Linked DNA regions of Mus musculus: region 2 is linked to region 1. Evidence: chromatin loops called from intact Hi-C (ENCODE). Cell type or tissue: heart. All regions are shown on one strand. Each heading gives the region's core, and the rest is flanking DNA. Links, peaks and the distances in the headings are about the cores only.

What was found. A loop is a pair of places that touch in the nucleus more often than their neighbours do. Peaks named below come from ENCODE experiments on the same cell type or tissue, not always from the same donor. Only the 100,000 strongest peaks of a DNase experiment are listed, where the experiment ranks them.
Region 2: it touches region 1 in a loop (1.9-fold over the local background); 1 of 42 quality-filtered maps calls a loop at or near these places.

Annotation. Positions count from the first base shown.
Region 1 is chr7:6,769,274-6,782,283 of GRCm38, forward strand. All of the region lies in intron 2 of Usp29 (ubiquitin specific peptidase 29), which reads left to right. Among named protein-coding and RNA genes, the nearest start is that of Mir3099, 28 kb to the right of the region's middle. In heart, for the core only: no CTCF peak of the experiment used is centred there; no DNase peak of the experiment used is centred there; H3K4me3 peaks cover 936 bases; H3K27ac peaks cover 6,753 bases.
Region 2 is chr7:6,826,792-6,839,801 of GRCm38, forward strand. The region is part of intron 2 of Usp29 (ubiquitin specific peptidase 29); the gene reads left to right. Among named protein-coding and RNA genes, the nearest start is that of Mir3099, 30 kb to the left of the region's middle. In heart, for the core only: no CTCF peak of the experiment used is centred there; no DNase peak of the experiment used is centred there; H3K27ac peaks cover 1,030 bases.

The DNA.
Region 1 (13,010 bases), core at 3,348-11,347:
CAATGGAGCAGGGACTAGGGAGTTTCTGTGTTCTTTCTTCATGAGAAGGGACTCTCAGAAGAGGCATGAACCTGAGGCTTTTAAGAATGCTGAGGGCCATCAGAATGAGGTGCAGGAGATCTTGGCTTTATTTCTACCCTTTCTGCTGCAGCAGGAGGAAAGTTTTGAGAGTCACTTCTCCAGAAGAGAATGGGAGCCGAATCCACACCCTCAGCTACCAATATTATCTTCATGAATATGAAAATATAACCAGGGTCCACACCTTCCCTCTGTAGGATATTCTCAAACATTCTAGGTTTTATCAGACTTTCATGGAGTTCCAGAAACCTCTGGGAGGATCCGTGGACTTCTGTGCAAAATCTTATATTAGCAAGAGCCTACACCCCCACATCTGACATATCTGATCACCTTCCTAATCCCACATGGTGGCATCTCTCCTTCCAACCCCCACCCTGTGTTCAGCAAGATTGCTGGTTCAGAGTGGAGAAAATCACAATGTTTCCATGGGGGACCTTTCCTATCCATGGACCTGATCCCGACTCTTGCTTATAGATCTCCAACTCACCCTACACTGTGTTTGGAGTTACAGTGTATCTTCATCCCTCGAGCTCCATAGGAAAACCCAGGGCTGGTGAGATGGCTCAGCTGGGTAAGAGCAGGGCCACTTGAATGCCTAGGACTGGGCATTCTTTCCATCATGGAAAGGAGAGGGCTGACTCCTGCAAGTTGTCTTTTGATCTCCACAAGTGCCTATCCCCCTTCATGCAAAATAAATAAACTAATGTAATTGAAGAAGAAAAAAAATCCACTGTCAAGGTCCTTATATCTAGCGGGACAGTCCTCAATAAAATTTTTCTTACACCGTCTGTCTCTAACAATTCAATGTGGTTTTATCCTTTAACAGTGTTGAAATGTATTTATTTTTCCCCTTCTCCTCCCTAGCCAGATAGCAGCATTCCCTAAACCCTCTTGGTATAGAAATAAGGTTCTTGGGTGGCAGGCCCAAGGATTCAGCTCCCCCTCCCCTTCTGCTGGGGTCAGGGAAATGAGCCTTCTTCCTGGCCCCTGCGGGGCCTCCAGCCGGCAGCTGGAGGGATTAAGGAAAAGAGGTTCCTGGCGTCCCTGAGTCTGGAGTGGCTGCCCAGGATGTCCCAGGAGAGGCGAGTGGGCCAGAGGGCTGGAGGCTCCCAAATCAATCAGAGGTCTGAAGGTCACTGAATGGCGACCTTTGAATCAGGATCCCGGTAACCCTGAGGCTTTCGCACACTCCGAGGGGGTGGAGCAGAAAGGCAGATGTTTGAATCCAATGCACATACTCCTAGGGGGTGGAGCAGGAAGGCAGATGTTTGAATCCAATGCACATACTCCTAGGGGGTGGAGCAGGAAGGCAGATGTTTGAATCCAATTCTTTTGAAGAGAGAAGGTGTCCTCCCCTAACAGTCCTTTCAAACACCTTACAAAAAGCTCCCTTTCCTATCATTTCCACAGCACTGCAGTCTAGGGGCTGAGAAAAGCTTCTAGCAGCTCCCATTTAGCTTCCTTTCTGAAAGCCTCTAGCTGCCTCAGGTACAAATATTGCAAGGAGTGAAAATTGCCCACAATTGCCTAGGAGGCTTAGCCATTTTAATACAGCAGATGATGAGGGACATATGGGAGGGCCAACAAATGGCTTAGCAGGAAGCAGCCTTGCCCTCAAGCCTAATTGCCTGAATTTAAGCCCCAGGACCTGTGGAGCTGGGAGCACAGAAGTCAGGACAAAAGTTACAGGTTCAAAAGTCAGTTCTCCTCTACCATGTGAGTCCTGAGGATTCTCAGATTCTCAGGCTGGGCCACAAGTGCTCGGGCATGTTTGTTCTCCCACATACATACATGTGATACACAAATGTAATTTTAAATTGTCGAGGGATATCTTGGAAATAATGCCTTCTATTTTCCTGAACTTTAACTTATAAGAGTAGGAGAACCAGAAGTCACCAGCTTTGACTGAAAGGTGGTTGTTTAACCAGTCACTACTCAGTATTGTATTGTTTGCTGCCCACCAGGTGCTTCTCTGCTAACTTAGCCCCCACTAACATTAGCACACAGCCTATGGTGAAATGGGGGTGATGTCATACATAATGGAGAATCTACAACATGATCATTATACTGTACATTCTAATTTGTTGATACTGAGATGGCAAGATAGTCAGTTGGTAAGAGTGCTCACCATGCCGGGAAGTTCTTATGCACTGTCTGAGGCAACAGGCAACTGCTTGGCCAAGTCAGTCTTGTCTGCATTTGAGTTCTTCCAACAGCACCTTGTTAGGCAAGATTTCTTAGCTCCTCTGAGATCCAAGACCACTCAAGGGGATTGTTCTATAGCTCCTCTGTGTGTGTGTGTGTGTGTGTGTGTGTGTGTGTGTGTGTGTGTGTGTATGTGTGTTGACTTGGTTGATACAAAGACACAAAAGAAACCGTTGCAAAAGTAAATCTTCATTCGCAACTCATAACTTACTGTTCAGTGTGAGTTTCAATGCACAGGAGAAGGGATGTGATGATGGTCTTGATAACAAGTCTAGTTCCAAGAATTAGAAGTTGATCATTTGAATGCAGAGATAATGAGCAAACTCAAATACATTGGGTCAGTGCTCTAATTTTTATGTAGTAAATCAGTAATTCTCAACCTGTGGGTTGAGACCTCTTTAGGGTCATGAATTGGATATCTTGTATATCAGACACATATTACAATTCATAACAGGAAGTAGCAACAAAATAATTTTATGGTTGAGGACCACCACAACATGAGGAACTCTCTTAAAGGGTCGCAGCATTAAGAAGCCTGAGAACTACTGTGACATATAAAATTCCATTCTCTTGCTTTACTTATGTTTGTGTGTTTGTGTGCATATATGTGCCTGGGTGGAAGTCAGAAGATAGCTTGCTGGAGTTGGTTCTCCCCTCCCACCAGCTCATCAGGCATGGTGAGAAGCACCTTTACCCACGGAGCCATCTTCGTTCGTATCTCTCTTTCTTGCCTTTGTCTTTACGGTTTTTCTCTAAAACAGTGCCAGGCTATGCAGTTTAGGCTGTCCTGCAACTTACAATGTAACTTGGGCTGGTGTTCTAAAGCCTCAGTCTTGATGTCACTCCTTGCTAAATGCCAAGACTTAGGATGTTTGACATCACAGCAAGTTTGGACTTTATTTCAAATGAATCAATGAAGATTTAGATGCTGTTTTGACAGATTTCAGCCTCATGACATAGCCAGGCTGCAGAACTTGGGAGCCAGTTGTCAGGCCTGGTATCTCTATTAATTCTCTCCTTGCTTGCTTTCTTAAGACTTGGGCTATAGGCCTTCCATATGACCCAGCCATACCACTCTGTTCAGTTACTCACCCAAAAGAATTTAAGTCAGTATATCACACAGATACTTGCACATCAAGTTTTTTTTTTCAGCACTGTTCACAATAACTACGATGTGGGGACCAGCCTAGGTATCCATGAACAGAGATGTGGATACAGAAATTGGGAACGATCTATCTATCTATCTATCTATCTATCTATCTATCTATCTATCATCTGTCTGTCTGTCTATCTATCTATCTATCCATACATGTAGATATATGTGTGTAGATTATTTTCCATAAAGAAAAATATTTATGTTAATTGCCAGAATGTGAGTGCACTTTAAAAACAGGATTCCTAAAGTTTGTTTTTAATTATTATACAAAACATTAGGTTTCATTATGGATTTTTGAACAAAAGTTGCTTTTGTTGATTCTTCTCCCTAGCTCTTCTCCCCATCCCCCATCTCCCATCCCCCATCCCCCATCTTCTCTTGTATCTTTCCACCCTCAGTACCTCCTTTCTCCTTTCATGTCACAAGCATCCTGTTGCCCTGACATCCCCACTTGTTCACCTCCTCTTTTTCCCCTGTCCTGATCTCAGTTCTAATCCTGTAGTTTATAGCCACACTCACATGTACTCCTGTGTACACAGATCACTGTCACAAGGCAGTATCCACATACAGGAATAACAGGAGATAAGCCAGGCTCAGAAAGACTCATATTTTTTGCTTTTGTGAAGTTTCTAGATTTTAAATAGGTTTGTACAAATCATGGATGTATATGTAACATGAAAGTACAAATGAAGCTATAGAGGACAAAGGGGATTAATCCACTGAGGTGAGAAAGAATAGTATACACAGCATACAATATATACATTTATTTTATTTTTTTGATATATACATTTATGAAAAAATAAATAAAAAAGAAAATTTAAAAACAAAATGGCCTCTGAAAACCATTAAACACTTGAGATCATGGGGCCATGCCAGCATGTATCTCCTTAAAGTCTTTTCATTCCCTAGGCCTTCCCTGCCTGAGAGCCATTACCTCTATGAATCTATTCAAATGTGAATTTTAAAATTATATATATACTTATTTATGTATCTGTATGCTGTGTGTATGTGCGCACATGCACCACAGCATTCATGCAGAAGTCAGAAGGCAACTTGAATGAGTCAGTTCTTTCCTTCTACCATGTAGATCTTGGGGATCAAATCCAGGTCCTCAGGCTTCTCCAGCTTCGTGAAAAAAACCTCCCTTTACCCCCTTAACCATCTCACTTTCCCTTCTTTCCATATTTATGGAGCTTTTTCGGCTTGTTGGTGCACATGCGTTTCTCTATGACACAAAAAGCGGCAGGTTGTGAAATTCCAAGCAACGTGTCAAGGAAAGAGATATTACGTGGAAAAGTGAAAGAGACAAGGACAAACCATCTCAAAATCTACCACATTGGCCTGTCAGCTGTTTCAGGCTGAAACTCCCAGAGGAACTGTAGCCACAGGAAGGTTCATTCAGCCGGCCTCTCCCCGGAGCAACAGGCCATAAAGATCCTTTCAACCATGAAGGCTGGGACAGAGCCCTGATGACCACAGGCTGGTGACTGGGCTGCCCTGAACCTGTGTAAACACCCTGAAGTAGCCCTTATCTCCCCCTAGGCTGACGGCCCCATATATCTCCTAGCGACGGCCTGGAGTTTACTCCCCCAGTCAGAGACCCATCTGTCTTGTCACGCCTTCTCAAACATATTGCTCTCTGTCTAAAATGTGTAGAGGTACCCTGCTTCTCACATCAGATGCTGATGAAAACCCCCATGGATGTATAAAATTAATGCAGGTTTATTGTTTTTCTTCTCATACTTAGCTCTTGTATTAGTTGGGTCTCTCAATTGGACAAATCAACTAAGTTAAGAGAAGACACACTGTCTTTCTGTTACTCTGTCTCTCTGCCTCTCCTTCTCTGTCTGTCTGTTTGACACATACACACAAACAGATACACACAAACACGCACACATACACACACATACACACACACATCAGTGATGCAGATGTGTTCTGTGGACATATATTTTCCCAACTTGATGAACTAAGGACTTTAGTGGGTTGACTTACAGACGCATGAGTTGGGGGTTATTTGCAGGAGGTTTGTATGACACTGTCCCCTAATAGCAGTATCAGCATGAAGTCTCACCCCAGCAATGGTGACAATTTTCCCATGGCTGCACAGACAATCATTACCTTTTCAGTTTCTTTGCTCTGTATACTCCTCCCAAGACACTCAGACCATGTGCATCTGGGGAAGAATGTCATGCCAGGGAAGTAGGGCTAGAAAGAGTGGCTGGTACCTCTCTGAGGAATCACTCAACAGGCCCCTGTGTTGTTGAAGGTCTCTTGTAATAGTCAAGGATACTCTAATTGAGATGGTAGAGTGAGGATTCCCATTAACATCTCTTAGTTGCAAGGAAGAGAAACCATTTCAGATAGGTTCATTAGCCAGGATAGCAAGATGGACTAAGCTCATCACAATGCTACGTTTTTTAAAAATATGGTCTCATAGCCCAGGCTGGCCTCAAAGTCACAATGTAGCCAAGGAATCTTAGAACTCCTGTTCTTCTTGCTTCTGCCTTCCCAGTGCTGGCATTTCAGACAAGCCCCACTCACTCCCATGTTCATGAGGTGCTGGGAAGTGAGCCCAGAGCTTCCTGGGCAAGCTCTCTACCAATGGACCCACATCTCTACCCTGTATTGTTCTCTACTTTTTTTCTCAGTTGAACTCAGCTAGGATCTCCTCAGCTCACAGCAGGGTGACCCCTGGGAGGTCCAGCTCCACAAGCTGTGATGGTTAGTGCTAACATGAAGAACTGTCTAGATCAGGTAGGCCTCTAGGCATGTCTGTGGATTGCCTTGAGTCTGTCATTGGCATGAGAACATTCCGTCTAACAGTAAGTGGGACCAGTCCTTGTGCTTGGGTCCTGGACTGTATAGGAGGGGAGAAAGTGAATACCAGCTAGCAGGCATTAACTCATCCCTCTTTGAATATCATGCGACCAGCTGTTTCAAGTTCCTGCTTCATTGGCTTCCTACTAGGATGGATTGTTGCCTGGAGTAGTGAGCTAAACTAAATGCTTTCTTTCCAAATTACTTTTGTCCGGGCATTTTATCATAGCAATAGAAACTAAAGTATAACATAACCTTTTTAGAATCCAGAGCAGACTGCTGCTCCCACCACAAACCCCAGAGAAGCCACACCCTTCTGGGAGATACTGACAGGTGTCTCTTGAGAGCATCCTCTGAGAAGCTAACAGATTTCCAGATGCCAGTGTCTCTAGCCACGGAAGTAAGTTTACATCAAAGAAGGTACAGGGTATTGACACATCCTGCTCCCCACTCTCTCTTTTAGCTCCTGATGGGGGAATCAGTGAGCATGGCTGTGAACCCCCAACCTGTTCTCAGGAAGGACCCTCAACTCCACCACAAGGGCCTGCTTTTCTCTTCAGAATTTCTACTATGTTGTGCCTTAATGGCACTAGGGACCAGAATCTCCTGTGTTCCCACCATACTGTTGTTTATCTGTCTGCCTGTGCCATTAATACCTCTCCCAACAAACTTCTTAGCCCATAACAATCATTGTCAGTGTCCCCTTGAGAACTTTCACGCCTCAGCAAGAAGCACAGGTCGGGCTCTGGTGACCTTGGCTGGATCATGTGTGTGAGCATCCCAATCCTAGATTCAGCTAAGGACTCAGCTCTGCTGAGCTTTAGGAAATGAGAGCCAGGGAAGAAACTACCTCAGAGGAAAGCCACTAAGCATTTGGCAGGAGAAGAGGACATATGGTGTGGGATCCATCGTAGCTATTCTAAGGAAGGCCTGCTGGGGTATTCAGATGGTGGGATCCTCCTATTCAGCCCCATCGCTGTGTTTTCCCTCTTCTCTCTGATATTTTTGGTGGCACGGCAAATATTTTCTGCCTGCCTCTTTCTATGAAACACTCAGCAAAAGTGGGAGGTGAGCCACAGCTTGTACTTATTTGGGCTTTCCAAACGCGTGGCACGGTTCTGTGTGCTTTGCATCAACTCTCCTACTTGGTCCTCGCCACCCATCCTGGAAGGCCTTTTACATATTTACTATCATGCTCATTTTTACCCAGGAAGACACTAAGGACCAGAAAGGGCTTATAACATGCCTTGGGCACACAGCTAGTTGCCTGTGGGGCTGGGATTGGGGGTGGGGGGAGGCGGGGTCACTGCATAGATTCCAACCTCAGCTAACACCTGCTGTATTGTGTCTCTGAAATTTGATTCATTTTGACAGCTTTCTCATGCAATCCATGATTACGAGGAGGGTAGTCATGTACCCTCCTCGTAAGTGGTGTCTCAAATGGCAGCCATTGTGCATTAAAATCATTTTTTTTCAGTACATGGACAATTTTTTCAGTACATGCTTCACAAAAATGTATGTCTTTCCCAATGTGTGATCATGTAGGACTCTACATGGTAAAATAAATGGCCCCAACAGATTTCACTGCAAGCCTCACCCTGCCGAGGAAGGTTTTTCAGTTAATACACATGGCCAATGCATGGAACAGCAGGGGCCCCTGCTTGGCTTGGAGGACTGAGGATGACAGAGTTCTCAAACCAGTTTCAGCAAGGGTGTGTGTTGGGGGGGAGAATTTCTTGGCTCCAGGAACTGGCTGTCAGGGAGGAGAGGGTGTAGCTGTCCTGGGGTGATGGAATGTAGCCAGCAGCTGTCTCTTCTCTATTTGAGCCTGTACACTGGCAGGGCACTGTCACGCAAAGCTTCCCCATAAGAGCATGGGGATAGATGATCACTCTCAGGTCATTTATCTGTGTGAGGAAGGCCAGCTTCCTTTGCACCTAGAAGAATAGCCTTAGCTGGCCTGCTGTGGGTCATGCACTCCCAAGCCATGGCTAGCCACACAGATTGTGTATTATACTAGGCCGATCTGTGGTGGGGATACAGGTAGAGAGATATGGTCCTGGCAAATCAGGAAGATGGCTAGTTTCTCTAAGGATTAGACAACATAAACGGAACACAAACATCAAGTGCCTTCTAAATGCTGATGCTTAGAGAGTCAAAAGCAGCCACAGAAGCGTCTCCTTCTATGAAGAGTAGTGAATGCAGACACTCACAACTGCCCAAGATGCAGAAAATAAGAGACCCGTCTCAGCCTTAGGTGGCTTCTACCCCCCTCTCTAAGGCTCAGTGAACAACTTCCAGGAGAGGGAGGAGGGGAGCACATCTGAACTGAGAGATAAGAATAAACTGTGAAATGCCATTCTCTGGATTCCACACAACCATTAACTCACAGCGACTGTGAATTCCTGCGCTCTACCCCCACAAGACCAGCTCTGTCAACCATCAGTCAGGGGAGGGGGAGGCCCTCCTTTTATGTCAAAACTACTGACTATTGATAGACTCTGGGATGGGAGTGGGGATCACCATCTTTGGTTGTGTCTCCTCTGCTGAACCTGCCAGACTCCCATAGCTTCAAACCTATAGTCTCACACGTGGCCCTGATTAATCTCAGTGGGTCACAAACAACATAAATAGATATGATGTGACAGATTTGTGGGGAGGGGACAGGGCAGATAGGTTTGATAGAAAGGTTGGGGTTACAAGTACTCAGCTTGCACTACATACATGTTCAAAAGTGCTTTATTTTCCTAACAGTAAACATCTACCTTCCGCATAAAGTCTTATTCTTGTGGGGTCTGGTAGGGGGAGGGGAGAGGGGATGAGGATCTCCTTCAAGGAACAGCTAAGGTTGTTGAGGCCCCAAGTGGAGCATAAGATTGCTAAAAAGGGTAATGGTGTGACTGAGTATTTTGTGAGGTTAGAAACGTACAGAAGTCTAAGGGTCAGAGACAGAGACATCAAACATGCATTCTACCTAGGGTATATAAGCTATAGTGATGGCTGTAAGACAGGGCTCCAGAGGAAGCCACAAAGAGCTATACATTTACCTTGAGCTTGACCCTGGGGGTCCTGGTACATTTTAGGTGGGTATACCAATATAAAGTGTTCACTTAAAAAAAACAATATCACATCTATTTTTTAATTTTGTGTATATTGTCTAGGTGCATGAGCATACAGGACACTAGTGAAAGTCAGAAGACAGCGCGTGGGAGTCAGTTCTCTCTTTCCACCAGGGCTTGAACTTTAGTCCTCAGGCTTGGCAGCAAGTGCCTTTACCTTCAGCCATCTCAATGGCTACCAGTATTTTAAAGACCCACAAAATTACCTTGTGCTTTGGAAGACAACCTCAACCTCTCCACCTTGGTGCTTTTCTTCCCAGCTCCTGTAACAGTCATTAGATCCTCAGAAGTCACTATAGGTGGTTTGGGGATGAGACATACACCCTAGTTTGGACCAAATAAAGAGTATTTCCTTGGATATGCTAGAGACAATTCCTGGAAGTGAATCAGAGCTAGAGATGGACAATGAGAGATTTCTGCTGAACTTTATGAGGAGTCCATATGCAGCTACATCTGTAGTAAACGGCCTCTGGGCTTATCAGTTGTATTTCAGTAATCTTGCTCTGTCTCTCTGTCTCTGTCTCTCTGTCTCTCTCTCTTAATCTCTGTGTCTTTGTGTCTCTGTGTTTGTCTCTCTTTGTTTTGGTGTGTTTTGTGTGTGTTTCTGCATATATGATTGTGTGTGTGTATGTGTGCATGTGTATGCGTATGTGTTTACTTTAGCAATTAAGAGTTTCCATGTCGTAGAGGAAATGGCTCCAGCGGATAGAAGTTAGGCTTGTGTTTTGGAAGTGCCTTTCCTGGGATTGAAGGAAGGGGGAGGGGAAGTTAAGAAAAGTAGCAGTGCGATGCAGAACTCGAGGTGGAGTGAACTACCCATGTAATGGGGGAGATGTGTCACTGTGAAAGGTTATAACATAGATGTGTTTAATTAGGAGACTCAGGGGATGGTGAGATGGCTCAGTGGGTAAAGATGCTTGCTGCCAAGACTGACAACTTGAATTCGGTCCCCAGGACCCACATGGCAGAAGAAGATAACTTGATTTCTGAGAGATGTCCTCTATCTACCACAATTTCACTGTGGTACACACTCTCACATACATACATACATACATACATACATACATACATACATACATACATGAAAGATTAGAAAACAGAAAAGAAGTTGGAGACACATATGAGTAGATATCTGTTTTCATAAAAGCATGGTCTCTGGATATGGAGAATGAAGAAGAGGGAGGGCCAGGGATGGCTTGAATGTTTCCTGTCTGAGAGGCTCAAGGGTCCAAGGCAAGGATTTTATTTGTAATGTCTATTTCATGTATCACTGAAAGAAAAATAAACTCTAATTGGATTAAACAAAACAAGAAGAATTATATCTGTTCAGTACAAGAGCTGCAAAAGATAATGTCAAGATGTGGTCTTTATGTTTCTATCTCTGGGAACTGTTAGCTTCTAATCTGGCCTAACTCTGTCCAAGAAGCAAAGATGGCTACTAGTGTCATTGAGAATGGGTGCTGCCAGCTAAATCATCCCTGAAAACAGTGACTCTATTACAATGTAATCCCACAAACGTTCCAGATCTTTTGATGAGTCAATTCTTGAGATGGTGACTGGCCAGGCCTGGAACAGACTACTTTCCTAGATTGGAAAATGACGTCATTTCCACCTAAACCGTAGGGCTTGAGAGTAGAGGTGATCTGACTCCCCAAGTAAAATATAAAATATTAGGATAGGGGTGGGAAGAAGCAACCATTAGAGAAGGTCGATTCATTGATGACCTACATCAACATGTATAAATTCATTTTGAGAATAATGTGGGGGTACTGTCTTGTGTTGCTTTTCTGACATGGTCTTTCACTATGTAATACATGGTGGCCTCAAAACCATGATACTCCTACATGGACTTATTTAATAATGGGGTTATGTGTATGTACCACCATGCATAGCTTGAGGAGTGAATTTTATAGGAAACCTACAAGATTGTGTGAGGGTTGGTGAGAAGAGACTTCAGAGAGCTCAGCAGCACCCGGTATAGGCTGGTAACCAGGGCTTAGAAGCTTGGATTTGGCTATTTGTCAGGGGGTACAGTTGGGAAGTACATCATAGAGTAGATGACATTGAATTGCAGCCAAGCAGCATGAGCAGGGATGAGCCTTCATCTGAGGATAGAATGATTTGCAGGACAAGATTTTCTTGGGATGAAAAAGGACAGAGATAGGGTGAAAAATGTTGGGCAGACAGGAGGTAGGAACCTTGTAGGGCTGGTGAACTGCTCAGTGGGTAATAGGGTAGGAGTCCTATCCTAAGCAGTGACTTACACAGGATGAGTAGGGCTTGGTGTCACTGATACTAAGTCGTAAGCCCGCCAAGTGGGAGAAAAGACAGAAAGAGATGGTCTCGCTCTTACGCCATGCGCCGAGGCAGAGTGGTTGGAGCAACCCAACAAGACAGAGTTGATCACCCTTCGTGTTTGCTCTAGAACTGTGCAGTGGGGGCAGTGAGGTGGCTCAGGTAAGAAACACTTTGCTATGCAAACTTGACCCAAGTTCCATTCCCGGACCAAAAAGTGGAAGGCAGCAACAGGCTGCACAGAGTTGTCCTCACATCACTGTGTGCAGGCTGTGATGCACACCACACACACACACACACACACACACACACACACACACACGCAGGCACAGTTGTAACATTAATAAATTAAAAAGCAAAAAGAACCCCAAGGCTGAAAAAAAAACCCAAAATACCATAAAACAAAATACCAGAGAGTCTGAGCTAGAATAGGCCTGACTATGAAGTCCTTCTTCTGAAGGCCAAATCTCAGAGAATTAAATTGAGTTCTGCATCTCATGGATTCTATATAATCCGTCACCAGGTCAGAGTCCTCATCTGCCCATTCTGTGAAGAAAGAAACAGAGATCTGATCACCTGGCTTATGTATTACCTGGGCCTGGAATCCACAAGAGGAAGGGGTTAAGCCTTCTAGCCCATTTGTCGCTGGAAACTCAGTTTGAATCCCACCCTGGAATTTTCCTCCGAGCTACGAAGCCAGGCGAGCTGCCAAGTCATATATACATTGCCGGGTAGCCAGGCAACTCCGTGCTTTTTCTGGGAAGGAACACAATGTGGTCACTGTTTCTGCATCGCCAGGTTCCAGATGGGAGAAAGACTTTAATCCCCAGCTTCAAGGCTGTTTGGCAAAACTCACTCTGGAGCCCCTGCCTGGGCCGGTGTTCGTTTGCTGTGACCCTCCGGTGCTGCCATTTTGTGACATTCTGTTTCTGGTGTTTAAAATTCAATCCTTGCAAACTAGGGAGGTAGGCTCTGTCAGTGACGCTTGCTACACAACAGGAGCACTCAAGTTCGGATCTCCGGTCTCCATGTAAAAAATCAGAGCACTGCAGAGCATGTCTGAAATCCCAGCCCTGGGAGGCAGGGAGCCTAAAAGATGAGCTCCGGGTTCAATAAGACCTGTTTCAAAAAATATGTTGGAGATGGAGATGTCTTGATAGCGACCTCTGACCTCCACACACACACACCATTGGATCCTTACAAGTCGATTTCGGTGACACAGGAGTTAGTAAAATGGAACCGCTACCTTATGTTACTATGAAAAGAACACGGCAGGGCTGGGAGGTGCCTCAGTACTTGCCTTGTAAGATCAAGGAGCAGATCCTAACGATGGGTGG
Region 2 (13,010 bases), core at 1,802-9,801, 56 kb after region 1:
AAACACAGGCTTGTGTGAACACACACACACACACACACACAGACACATACACATACATAATCAAAACTCAAACTGAAAGGGGAAAGAATATGGGAAAAATATATTGTATGAAAAGAAAAATTTTTAAATAAAAACAAAAAGTACAAAAATAATGGAAGCATGCCTATAATCTGAGCATCGGAGAGCTGAGGGCTGACCTCAGGTACACAGCGGTTTTAAGCCCACTCTGGTCAACGTAAGACTCTATTTTAGAAAACCAGAATTGAAAACTAGAAATCTCTATGGTGTAAAGCACCTTCCTAAAATCATGATAGAAAGCAGACAATATTCTGTTTATACTTAAGACATGGACACTCACACACGCATGCAGACGCACACTCACACAGAATGAAAAACGGGAAAAGAGCCAGAGAGGTGCCTCAGAGCACCAAGCCCGATGAACTAAATTTGATCCTTCAGACCCACATGGTGGAAGGAGAGACTAAATTTCCCAAAGTTTTCATTTGACCTCCATGTATGGGTGTGGACACACACACAGAAATATAAGCAGAGGGTGTCACTAGCATCTAAGGAGTATAAAAAGGATGCTGATAAACATCTTAGATTATACAGCACAGCCCTCCCCAGTGGTAAAGAACCACTTGTCTAGACCAATTGCCAATGCTGTCAAAACTGAGTCACCTGACTGATAGTGTAGCAATTCTATTCCTAGATGTGCATGCCCTGGGGGACCCCCTTGTTTCTATTGACAACTCATGAGTAACAATGCTCATAACAATACGTATACATTCAAGACCTGTGGGTTAAATATCCCCCATGTGTTTGGCACTGTCAATGTTCCTTATACCCAAAGGGATGGACGGCAGTTACTATCTATTGACAAAACAATGGATAAATCTTGGTGTTGATGGGACTACATATACAAGTAAGCCCATCATAAGTCAAAGAAACAAGGGCTACAGCTAACTCACTGGATACATCACTTAGCAACACACCATGCTGTGCAATACCAACTGCTTTCTGTAATGACTGAGGAGCTGCGGGTTGATCTCCTACCCAGCAACACAGGAGAATATGGTTGGGCATATTGCTAGCTGTTGGGAGATTTCTTTCCCTGGGGAGATACGAGCTCCATCTACTCCCTCCTGGTGAGGCCACATGTCAAGCCAAACTAAGATTCCACCAAAGTTCCTCAGGCTCACCTACAGAATGTGGGCAACCCCAAAGCAGCCACACTGGAAAGCTCCCACTCAGCCGATCAGATGATTTCCCTGTAACCACATACATAGACACCCTACCTAACTAATTTTCCCCAAGGTATATATACTCAATGAGGCTACATGTAGTTAGGGCAGAACTGCACACTAAAATCTGGCAGGAGTGGCTGGAGTGTCCTGGGAGGATCCAATGACTCTCTCAGCATCATCTTTCTCTAAGGAAAGGAGACAACAGTTCACAGGCCTATTTGTGACATCTGTTGCTGATAGAAACAGTTGATCTGACAAAGATGGCAGCTATTTTGCTCAGAGGGTAGAACCTAGGAAAGATAAAAATTAAAAGCTTGAAGCACAATTTCTACTCTGATTCCATTTTGTACCTTTGCAAAGTTGTTTTGTTTTAAATAATGTAAATAGGCTATTTATTATAAGTTGAGAGCCATGTATATATTTACAGTTGACCACAATATTGCAGACTAAAGACCAAGAATTGTAGGTGTCCATAGAAATAGTTCTCAGGCCATCAACAGACAGACTAGGGACAGACTCTGGCAGCCAACTTCTTGCTCAGCTCTTGGCACCTTTGGGTGGAATTGTCTTATTCCTTTAAGTGTGTCCATCTTTGTATTGTTGCTTTGATTTTCTGTAACAAAGCAAGCCACAAAAAAGCCTGGATTGATGCAGCTGTACCTGGGTCAAATGGTGATGCATGCTAGGTGTGGTTGCCCATGCTTGTCATCATAGCCTTCTTTGGGCTGAGGCAGGAAGATTGTGAGTTCAAGGTCAGCTTTGGATATACAGTGAGACCCTATCTAAAAGTAAAGGAGAGGTTGACAACATTTACCCATCCTGTAAAGGGGAGAAACATCTCACAGGACTCCATCTGTCGACTGGAGCTATTTCTTTGTTTATTAGTTTGTTTGTAATAATGTCTAACATAGCCCAGACTAGCCTTGAACTTCTATGTAACTGATAATGACCTTAAATTCCTATTCTCCTGCCTCCACGCCCCGTGTGATAAGATTGCACATGTGCGTAATCACATTCAGTTTATGTGATACTGTGGGATCAAACCTAGGGCCTCCTGCATGCTAGGCAAGCATTCTACCAGCTCTCTGCATCCCCACTCCTTCTTTCAACAAATCTTTATTATGCATCAAAAGTATATTTTCCTGGCATTTGAAAGACCACATTTTCCAAGCCCTCCATTCCCTCCCCTGCACCTCCTAACATCCAAAATCTCTCCAATATATCAGAGCCTGGAAAATTCTAGTCCAGAGGCTTCCTCTGTCGTCCCTCCCTTTCCCCTGGACCAGCTTCTGTCTCCATAGCAACAGCCTGAGCCTTTTCAGCTCCCTGGACCAGGTAATTGTTCTGAGAGAGAGAGAGAAAGAAAATCAGAGCAGCTACGTGGGTGTAGAGAAGGTTCCAACCTGCAACTAAAGCCCAGGCCTGTGTGAAATGTCTTAAGACTCTTCATGGACATCTTTGAATGACAGCTTTGCAAGAGATCCCCCATAGATCCTCCCTAGGACTAACTGAGTCTAACTAGATCCCACAAGAATACATGCAGCTCCTATGTGTGACATCAACTGCTCCCCATCTTCCTTACCCAGAGAGCAGGCATTTAATGCTCAACTGGGAAGACGTGTTGCTTCAGCCTTCATCATGTGCACTTAGACATATTTCAATACTCTTGGACAGTCTGTGCCCCTGTCTCCCCAGTGATGCCCCTCATCCATGCTGGGAATTCATGTTGTATTTCCAAACCCATCTCCTTGTTGGGCTCTGTCTCTCTGCATGCCAAGCCTTTGAGTTTTCCTCACACAGGATCCAGACAGGGCATATGTAAAGAAATACTTATAAGAATCTCCACAGATTCCCATTTCTTTTTCCAGATAGCTTCCTGTTTTGTTTTGTTTTTGTTTTGAGGTAAGGTCTCATGTAGTCCAGGCTGAACTCAAACTTGTAAGTGGCAGAGGCTAAACTTGAACTTCCTCATTTGCCTGCTTATACCTCCTGAGCACTGAGATTACCCATATGTGCCACCATGTCTAGTTTCCATGGTGCTGGGGCTTGAACCCAAAGCTGTATGTATGCTGACAAGCACTCCACCAACTGAGCTACATCTTCAGCCCTTGAAACGTAACAGTTTTTCTTTTTCAATTTTACTCTTAACTGTGTGTATGTGTAGGTCTGTGTGCACGAGTATGTGTGTGCGTAAGTGTTCATGGCTTCGGAGTTCAGAGACATTGGATCCCCTAGGAGCTGCAGATATATGGTTATGAGCTGCCTGAGAGTCAAATGTAGGTCCTCTGCAACAGTAGTATGCACTTAAAAGATATTTATTTTTATTTTATGTGTATAAGTGCTTTTGTCTGCATGAATGTCTGTGGACATGTATTCAGTACCCCCAGGAAACCAGAAAAAGGTATCAGATCCTGCCTCCAGGTTCCAGCCCTGCTTGAATTTCTGTGCTGAGTTCCTCCAATGATGGAAGTGTAAGCCAAGTAAGCTCTTTCCTCCCCAACTTGCTTTTTGGTCATGGTGTTCCATTGTAGCAATAGAAACCCTAAGACAAAGTGATACCAGCATAGTGTAGTATTGCTGCGACAGACCTGACTGTTTTGAGGAGGATTGTGGAAGGACTCTGGAACTCTGGGCTAGAAGAATCATTGAGTGTTGAGACCTCAGTGGGATGTTCTGTAGGGGCTTGGACGATAAGGACATCGAGAGCAGTGCAGAAGGTGGAGGCCTGGCTCGTGGGTGCTGGTAATCAAGCCTGGGGCTTCTGGAAGAACAGCTACTGCTCCTAAGGACTGGGCTCTCTCTCCAGCCTGAGACTTAGGTGTTGACTGTGGCCTCGAGTTTCAGCCTCAGGATTCTTTCTTGGAGACTCTTGGAGGAAGGCACTGACTTAAAACGGAGAGTGCTGAAGGAACCTAAGTCCATGCATGACAGAGATGTGTGTACACCTGTGCTGTTACTGTACTGTTTACGATAACCAGGTTATGGACTCAAGCTAGATACCAGCATCAGATCGGTGGATCAAAAATATGTTTTATATATCCACACTGGAGCTTTTTCATGCCACAAAGAAGGATATAATTATGCCATTTCAGGAAAGTCAATGGGACTGGACATATTAAAGAAAATACATTAGACTTAGGGCCAGCAAGATGGCTCAGCAGGTAAAGACACTTGCTGCCAAGTCCAATGACCCAAATTTCATCCCTGAGATGTATATGGTGGGAAGACAGAACTGACACAAGTTATCCGCTGACCTACATCACCTGCACACCAGGTAATTTGTGTCTCCCTGACACAATATATAAATAAATGTAATTTTAAGTGGGCCATGCTTTAATCCCAGCATTCAGGAGGCAGAAGTTGGTGGATCTTTGAGTTCAAGCTTAGCCTGGTCTACAGAGTGAGATCTAGGACAGCCATGGCTATACAGAGAGACCCTGTCTCAGAAAACCAAAAGCAAACCAAACCAAAGTAATTTTAAAATACTTTAAAATAAACTAAATTCAGAAAGATAAATATGGCAATTTTCTCTTATATATGAAATACACACACATACATTAGGGGAGGGATGGGATCAGTCAGAGAAGGAAGAAGAATAAACTATGTTGTTAGGGTGAATATGAACCATGCACATGATAAGCACATGTTTAAATATTATAATAAAACACACTAGTTTGACATGATTAAATAGACACAATAAAACAAAGGATGGAAGGGGGGCTTTTCTTGAAACTGTATTTGTACACTGTGACTTTATTTAACCAGTATTACCAGTTGTAAAAAGCACACATAGCAGGGAGCAAGGTGGTTCTGAGGGTAAAGGTGCTTGGTGGTTAGTCTGGCAAGCCAAGTACAATCCCTGGAACCCCCTTAGTGGCCTGAGAGAATTAACTCCTGAAAGTTGTCCTCTGACCTCCACATGTGTGTCCACACACACACACACATACACACAACACATAGAGATATAGAATCCAAACATAGCTTCATTGGGCTGCAACCCCTATGCTGGCAGAGTTGCATGGCAGGGAAGACAGAGTTCACTGGCCAGACAGTCTAGCTGAATCAATGAACCTCATGATTATTGGGAAACACAATCCCAAAGATAGATAGATAGGTAGATGGGTAGATAGATAGATAGATAGATAGATAGATAGGGTGCAAACATACACACTCATGCTTACACACACAGCCATTCACACTGTTTCTCACACACAAACTCACACACGTTCTCACACACTCACACACATACTCTTACACATTTGTGCACACACTCACATTCTCTCACACACTCACACATACATCCATGAACATCTATAGGCATATGTACACACATTCACACTTACACATTTGTACCATACATGCACACACAATGGTGTATATATAAAGAGAGTGATGGCATAAGGAAATCTATTTCTAATTGTCTTTGACCTCTCTTTTGAATTTCCAGTTAATCTAGGACATAGACCAATAAGCGTATCTAAAAACATAATAATAGTTAAATTTATATATGCTTTTGGCTAAATTGTGTGGCCTTGTTTGATCAAACGCTAGGCTAGTCACTGTGAACATTCTGTAAACGGCATTAACATCTATAAAACAGTTGGCTTGAAGTAAGAGTCACCTTCGGTGGTGGACTTAAACACAGAAATCCTACCTGAATTCAACCCTGCTAGCTTACCCTTCAAGCTCACTGATCCCCATAATCCCATGAGCCAATTCCTTAATATAAAAATCAACCCTCCCACCCTCTTTGTCTCTCTGTCTCACTCTGTATCTCTTTTCTTCCTCCTCCTCATCTCCCTTCTCCTCCTCCTCTTCTTCTCTGACCTCTACAGACGTATTACACTGTATGCACATACATGCACAAGTATGTATGAGTAAATGTAAAAAAAAAAAAAAAAAAGGTTTAAATGAGAACACTATTCCTGCATGATTTTACCTTCCAAAGACATAAAGTCCTCAGATGATGAAGAGACAACTGTTATTGAGGTGATTTCATGCTATGGTGAATGCTAAAAAAGAGCTAGGTTAAAATGTTACAGATGCACCCTGGTCGGGCAAACATAACTCAGGTACTAACTCATCTGCTCACTTACATCCATCTACAGAACACCTGCTGTGCATTAGGCACCGTGTCTGCTGTGGGTTCAGTTGTTTCCTCTGTAGTTCTGAGTGAAGAAGAATGAAAGTCCAGAGCCTATGAGATGGATTCGCAGTCATCTGGGAAAGAGTCTAATATGACCCCATCACCCAGACATTCCAGCTGCAGATTTATGACCTGGACGAACTCTTGCACAGACAGCAAGGAAGGGAAGTTAACAATGTCTACTGCAAGCCGGGCGTGGTGGCGCACGCCTTTAATCCCAGCACTCGGGAGGCAGAGGCAGGCAGATTTCTGAGTTCGAGGCCTGGTCTACAGAGTGAGTTTCAGAACAGCCAGGGCTACACAGAGAAACCCTGTCTCAAAAAACCAAAAAAAAAAAAAAGAAAAAAAAAAGAAAAAAAAAGAATGTGTACTGCAATGTTCATTCATTTCATCAATATACATATATGTGTATATTAGCAGATATATAATATATTACCTATATTGTTATTACATATTATAAATTATATACTTTATATTCAGATATAGTATATTAGCATATCTATATCTATACCCATACTCATCTATACATACATAGTACACACACAGAGGCAGAAACTGCACACAAGGTCTGCTCTGGGCACTGGTGATGTGTGGCATGACTTATAATAAAAACAAGATAGGCATGGGGATAGGGGGTACTCAAAGTGTGTCTACTCAACCCAGGTATGTTCATGGGACAGGTAAGATGGGCAGTTTGAAATCAGGAAGAAGCAGATATCTGGATAGATGTCTCAGCAATTAAAAACACTTGCTAAACTTGCAGAGAACTAGAATTAGCTTCTCAGAATTCATGAGGTGGCTCACAGCCTCATGTAACTCCTGCTGCCCTCCAAGTATAGCTGCATACATGTGGAATATACTTATGTACATTTATACATTAGACAACAACAAAAACTAACTCTTGAAGCTCAAGAAAGAAAATTATAGCCAGAAAGATCAATTGATGTTTTATCCCCAGCAGCCTCTTCTTGCAACCTATTCCAAGTTTCTTTATTGCCCTCACTTCATCTAAGTTACAGCCATCTTTTGTTTCTTTTTCCTTCAATTTTTATATTAGGGAATATCAATAACTTAAAATTTGCTATATCATCCCTTGTAAGTATACAGCTCCGTGCTCATCAATACAGTTATAATGCCCAACATTATATTCTGTCCACCATATATTCTTAATCCATCTCCAAAGCTTTTTATCTTTACCAGCCAAGACTCTGCCATCATTAGGTCATAACTCCCATTCTCCTGATTCCACAGCCCAGGACAACCATCATCCTAATTCATCCAGGGGGTCGATCACTCTAGGTACCTCACACAAATCGAAGTAGAGTATTTGTCCTTCTCTGACAGGTTTGTTTCCCTTGACACAATGTCTTAAAGGTTCATCTGTGGTATAGCATCTATCAGAGTTTCCTAGTTTAAAAAAAATCATGACAATTTATTTGTTTATCGCATGAGTGCATCTGTAGCAAAGAACAGCTTTTGGACAGTAACTGCCCTCCATTTGCCATGTAGGTCCTAGGCACTGAACGGAGACCCTCAAGCTTGGCAACTAGTACCTTTATCTTCTGATCAATCTCACACACATATTTCCTTCCTTTAAATTTTTTTTTTTTATTTTTGAGATTATAACATAATTAGATCATTTCCCCCTTCTCTTTCCTCCCTCCTTGATTCCTTTCAAATGCATGGCCTCAGTTTTCATTAAGTGTTGTTACATGCACATAGGCACGCACACGTACATTCTTAAATATAACCTGCTCCGTTTGCATAATGTTATCGTGTTATGTTTGCAGGGCTGACCATTCGGTATTGAATAAGCAGTCAGTGTGTTCCTCCCTGGGGAAGACTATTTCTCCCACTCTCCACATTCCTTAGTGGCCTGTAGTAAGGCTGAACACTGTTCCATTGTGTGGACGGAGCTCCTGTTTATTCAGTCATCCACTGGGTCGATATTTCAAACAGTGTTGCCATGACCTGGGGATGTAAATATCTGTTGATTCCCTGCTTTCAGGTCTTTTCAGAAATGTCACAGCTAGGTTAGATGGTAACTTTTGATTTAATTTACAAAACCCTTTCTCTGTCTTCAAAGTTCAGCTCACGGTGTGATTAGCTTCAACTACCAGAGTTCACCAGATGAATTAGCCCAAGAGTATGTGGCTCCCCTGCAAAGCACAGCCATGAGATGTCGGGGAAGGGGGTCTCCGTTTTTCCTCAGCAAACTTTTAGGAAGCCCCTGCTCTGTGCCGGCTTGGCATTTTGATCTCTCCATAAATCTAAGGCCTGGAAATTTTCAGCCTTCTGGGCCTCTTCCTGTATTCTCTCAGCCGCTTTCCATTTGCAGCAGCTGCTATGGTTTCCATGCCAACAGCCTGAGCCTACCTAAGCCCCTGATGCACCAGGTTCTGGAGGGAAATTCTGCACCCCAACAAAGCAAGACTGGATGGGGGAGGGTCAAGAGGGTTAAGCACGTAGGTGTGTAGGTGAGAAACAGGACCAGACTGGGGGTGGGGGGTGGAGGTGGGGGGGAGTCCCATTTGTAGCCCCTCCTTCTCCCCCATCCTAGTGGAGACACATTTTTTTGTTGACCTGCATGTGAGTTAGGAGACTGCCTATGACTGCAAAAAAGCACACAAATACATACAAATGTATGGAAGAACCTCCAAGTTTAGTCCCAGCTTTGATTGATTTTATCGTAAAGATTGAGGCCTGAGTGGCAAGATGGCTCAGAAGGTTAGGAAGCTTGCTGCTAAGCCTGCCAACCTGAGTTTGAGTCCCAAGAATCACATGGTGGAAGGAGAGAATCAACTCTCACAAGCTGTTCTCCAACCTCCATATGTGCACCAGTGTGTGTGCACATGCACACACACACACACACACACACACATATTTAAAAATAATAAAATTTAAAACTGTGTAGGGGTTTGATGTTTAATATTAAATACGTATATTTAACTACTACTATTAAGCAACATAAGCAGGAAGAATTAGCAATAGAAGTCTAATGTCAAATACATATATTTAATTACTATTATTAGGAAACATTAGCAGTGAAATTAGCACTAGAAGCCAGTAAGATAGATGGCTTTATGGATAAAGGTGCTTGCTGTTGCACCTGATGACTTAAGTTCCATCCCTGAGACCTGTGTGTTAGAAGGAGAGAATTGATTCCTGACGGTTGTCCTCTACCCTCCACACACGAGTTGGCACTTGGTGCACATGTGCTTACAAGCATGCTTGTGCATGTGCACACACACATGCACACACACTAAACTTAATTTTAAAAATTTAAACTTAATTTTTAAAAGTTTTTAAGATCTAGGGCTGGAGAGATGGTTCAGTGTTTATGAGCAGGTACGACCCTTACAGAGCATCCAAGTTTAGTTCACAGCACCCATAACAGCTAGTTCACAAGCTCTTGTAACTCCAGATCCAAGGGCTCCAAGGTTCTCTTCTGAACTGGAGGTCACCTGTAACACACACACATACTCTTCCCAAAGCCAGAGATTCATGGGGAAGACAAGCATTGCCATCTCCCAAGCTCTAACACCAGAGCAAGGCCTTTAGTTCTTCAACCTTTGGGTACTGAGGACTTTCCATGGGAAAGCCCCAAGGTGGAGTTATCATGGGAAGCTATAGAAACTGGGCCATCAAAGATTGTTGCCTTCTTGATGTCTTATTCTAGTGGGGGATTGTGGGAAGTGAGTGGTGTAACAGCCAGTCACATCTAGAGACGAGTGTTGATTGGAGCACTGGATGTTCTTTCTGAGGACCTGGCAATTCTCAGCACACACATGATTGGCTCATGACTGTAACTCCACTTTTAGGTGATATGATGCTTCCTCTGGCCTCCACAATCCCTAGGCATGCATGTATTCATTTGTACATACAAAATACCTAGACATGTTAATAAAAACAAAAGGAAATTAATAATGATGATGACCACGATGATGATGACTGAGGATAATAATAACAACAATAATGGCTGTAAACTAAAGATCCCAAAGAGGGCAACAACACATGTGTTGAAAGGGTACAAAACAGGGCTGAGCCACCAATGAGAAAGTTGATTGTATAGAGTTAGAATGTGGCAGATCTGTAGATTAGTTTCTTCTGGTTTCAATCATCTTAGCCATTTGCTGCCTACTGCCATGTCTGACCTTTTGACAAGCAAAACCTTTAAAATGTGTTCTCATCAGACCACTAGCTCCTACCAGTCCAAAAACTGAGAATGTCACCGGATACCATCTGGAACTTATAACAGAGGTTTCCCTGCCTTGCCATAACCTGCCTACCTGTGGTCCCCACTAAAGTATTTGGTAAATGGATTGATTTATGACTTCCTTTGTTCTGTAACTAATAAAATCACGTGAAACCACTTTCATGGTGAAGCTTGTCTTTCAGGGCCATGGTCATTCATATTTGGCACAAGAATAAACTATCTCTTATTCCCTTTGAAGAGAGAGCAGGGTCTTTGTGTTGACAGGATAATAAGAGAGGGAGTGAATGGGGAGGGTTATTTTAGCTGGAAGGGGGTGGGTAAGAGAGCTGATAGGGGGCCATGAATATTGAGAACAAAGATGAGGGGGACAAAGCCCAAGGGAAGAGCAGTCCAGATGGAACCAGGATGGGCAAGAACTGGGAGGTGGGAATCAGTTAGATAGCAAGGGGAGGCCTGAGACATAGAGTGAACAGGAAGGAACTTAGAAAGTGGAGAACGTTGGGCTCTCAGAGGTCTTGAAATTCATGGGATCATGGGTGTGTGTGTGTGAGAGAGAGAGAGAGACACAGAGACACAGAGACACAGAGACACAGAGACAGACAGACAGAGACAGGCAGACAGACAGACAGAGAGAAAGAGAAAGAGAGAGAGAGAATATGACACCCTGGGCACGTGAGCTCATGCCACAGACATTATGTGAATGCCAAAGAATGAATCCAGGGGTCAGTTGTCTCCAGTCATCTGCTGAAGCATCTGCTTCTGCAGATCATGCTACTCCAGACCACCTCGCCCGAGAGTTTCTTAGACACTTCTGATGTCTCAACCTCCTCTTTCGACACAGGAATGCTGAGATTCTAGATAAGCACTACCCCATCTGTTTGTTTACCCGAGTCCAGGGATTGAACTCAAGTCATCGGGTTTACGAGACAAAGTACTTTTTACCAACTGCGCTATCTCCTCTGCTCCTGGGTGTTATTTATTAACTACTGTAGACATTAACAGAAATTGTGTCACAGGGTGGGATTAACTGCATACCTTGTGTGCTGCTCCTTAATGACCTGAAGAAGCAAGCGCTGATAGACAGGCTTTGGGAGGGAGAGAGGCCAGTCAAGAACCATCAAGAGAATAGTCCCAAGAGAATACTCACAATCTCCCTGGGCATGTGTCCTCCAACATCAAATCTAAGTATGCTCAAACCCTGACAGAGTACATGATGTAACCTATGCGCGTGCTTCTACATAACCTTAACAAGTGTGTGTGTGTGTGTGTGTGTGTGTGTGTGTGTGTGAGTACGTGTGCTTCTGCATAACCTTAACAAGTGTGTGTGTGTGTATGAGTATGTGTGCTTTTACATAACCTTAACAAGTGTGTGTGTGTGTGTGTGTGTGTGTGTGTGTGTGAGTACATGCATATGTACAGGTACCTTCAGAGGCCAGAAGGGCACATCAGATTCTCTAAACCTGGCGCCACAGGTTTTTGTGAGTTGCCATGTGCATTCTGGGAACCGAACCTTAGTCTTTTGCAAATGGCAGCAATGCCTCTTAACCACTATGCTATCTCTCCAGCCCTACTTTAAAAAAACAAGAACAACAACAACAACAACAAAAAACAAAACAAAACGTGGAGGGTGACTATATATCAAGGACTCTCTGGGGAGTATGGCCAGGAGATATCCAGGTAAAAGTGAAATGGTTGCAGAAGTTACGTTGTTCATTGTAGAACGGGAAGACAGAGAGCCATTCTGGTAGATTTACTTTCTTTGAAATAGGATCTCATGTAGCCCAGGCTAGCCTGGAACTTGTTGTATAGCAGGAACGTCCTTAAACTTCTGTCTTCTAATTTCCATCTCCTTGGTGCTAGGGTTACTGGCATGAGCCAGCACACACAGTTTATTCCCATGATCTTGCTATGCTAGGCAAGCGCTGTACCAGCCAAAAGATATTCCTAAGGGTAGGTTTGAGACATGTGGCTCGTGTTTGGGATTGTCAACCACCATAGTTGGGAAGGGGTTGAAACTGTCAACTATGTAGGGCACCAGCATGTTGAATGTATCTGGCTGCTTATCAAAAGCTAGGAATAGTGCTGTCTACTCACTATTATCTTGAAGCAATCCCATGACTTTCCTTGTCCAGGTGTATTTCTGAGACTTAGGAAGGACGAGAATCTGACTATTAAACCCAGTTAAGTAGATGAGTGAGGCCTAGGGAAATCGCTTAGTGCTCGTGACACAAAATGGGAGGACCAGACTAGCTACTGTTATTTTGGTGTGCATTAAGTTGCTTTCTGAATTTTACATTTATGCCCATAGACCAGAGCAGCTCTCAACCTTGGTCAGAGAAGCTTCTTTGGGCAGTGGGCAGCATTCAGTACTGAGCGTAAGCTCAGGCCTAGACAGGGCATC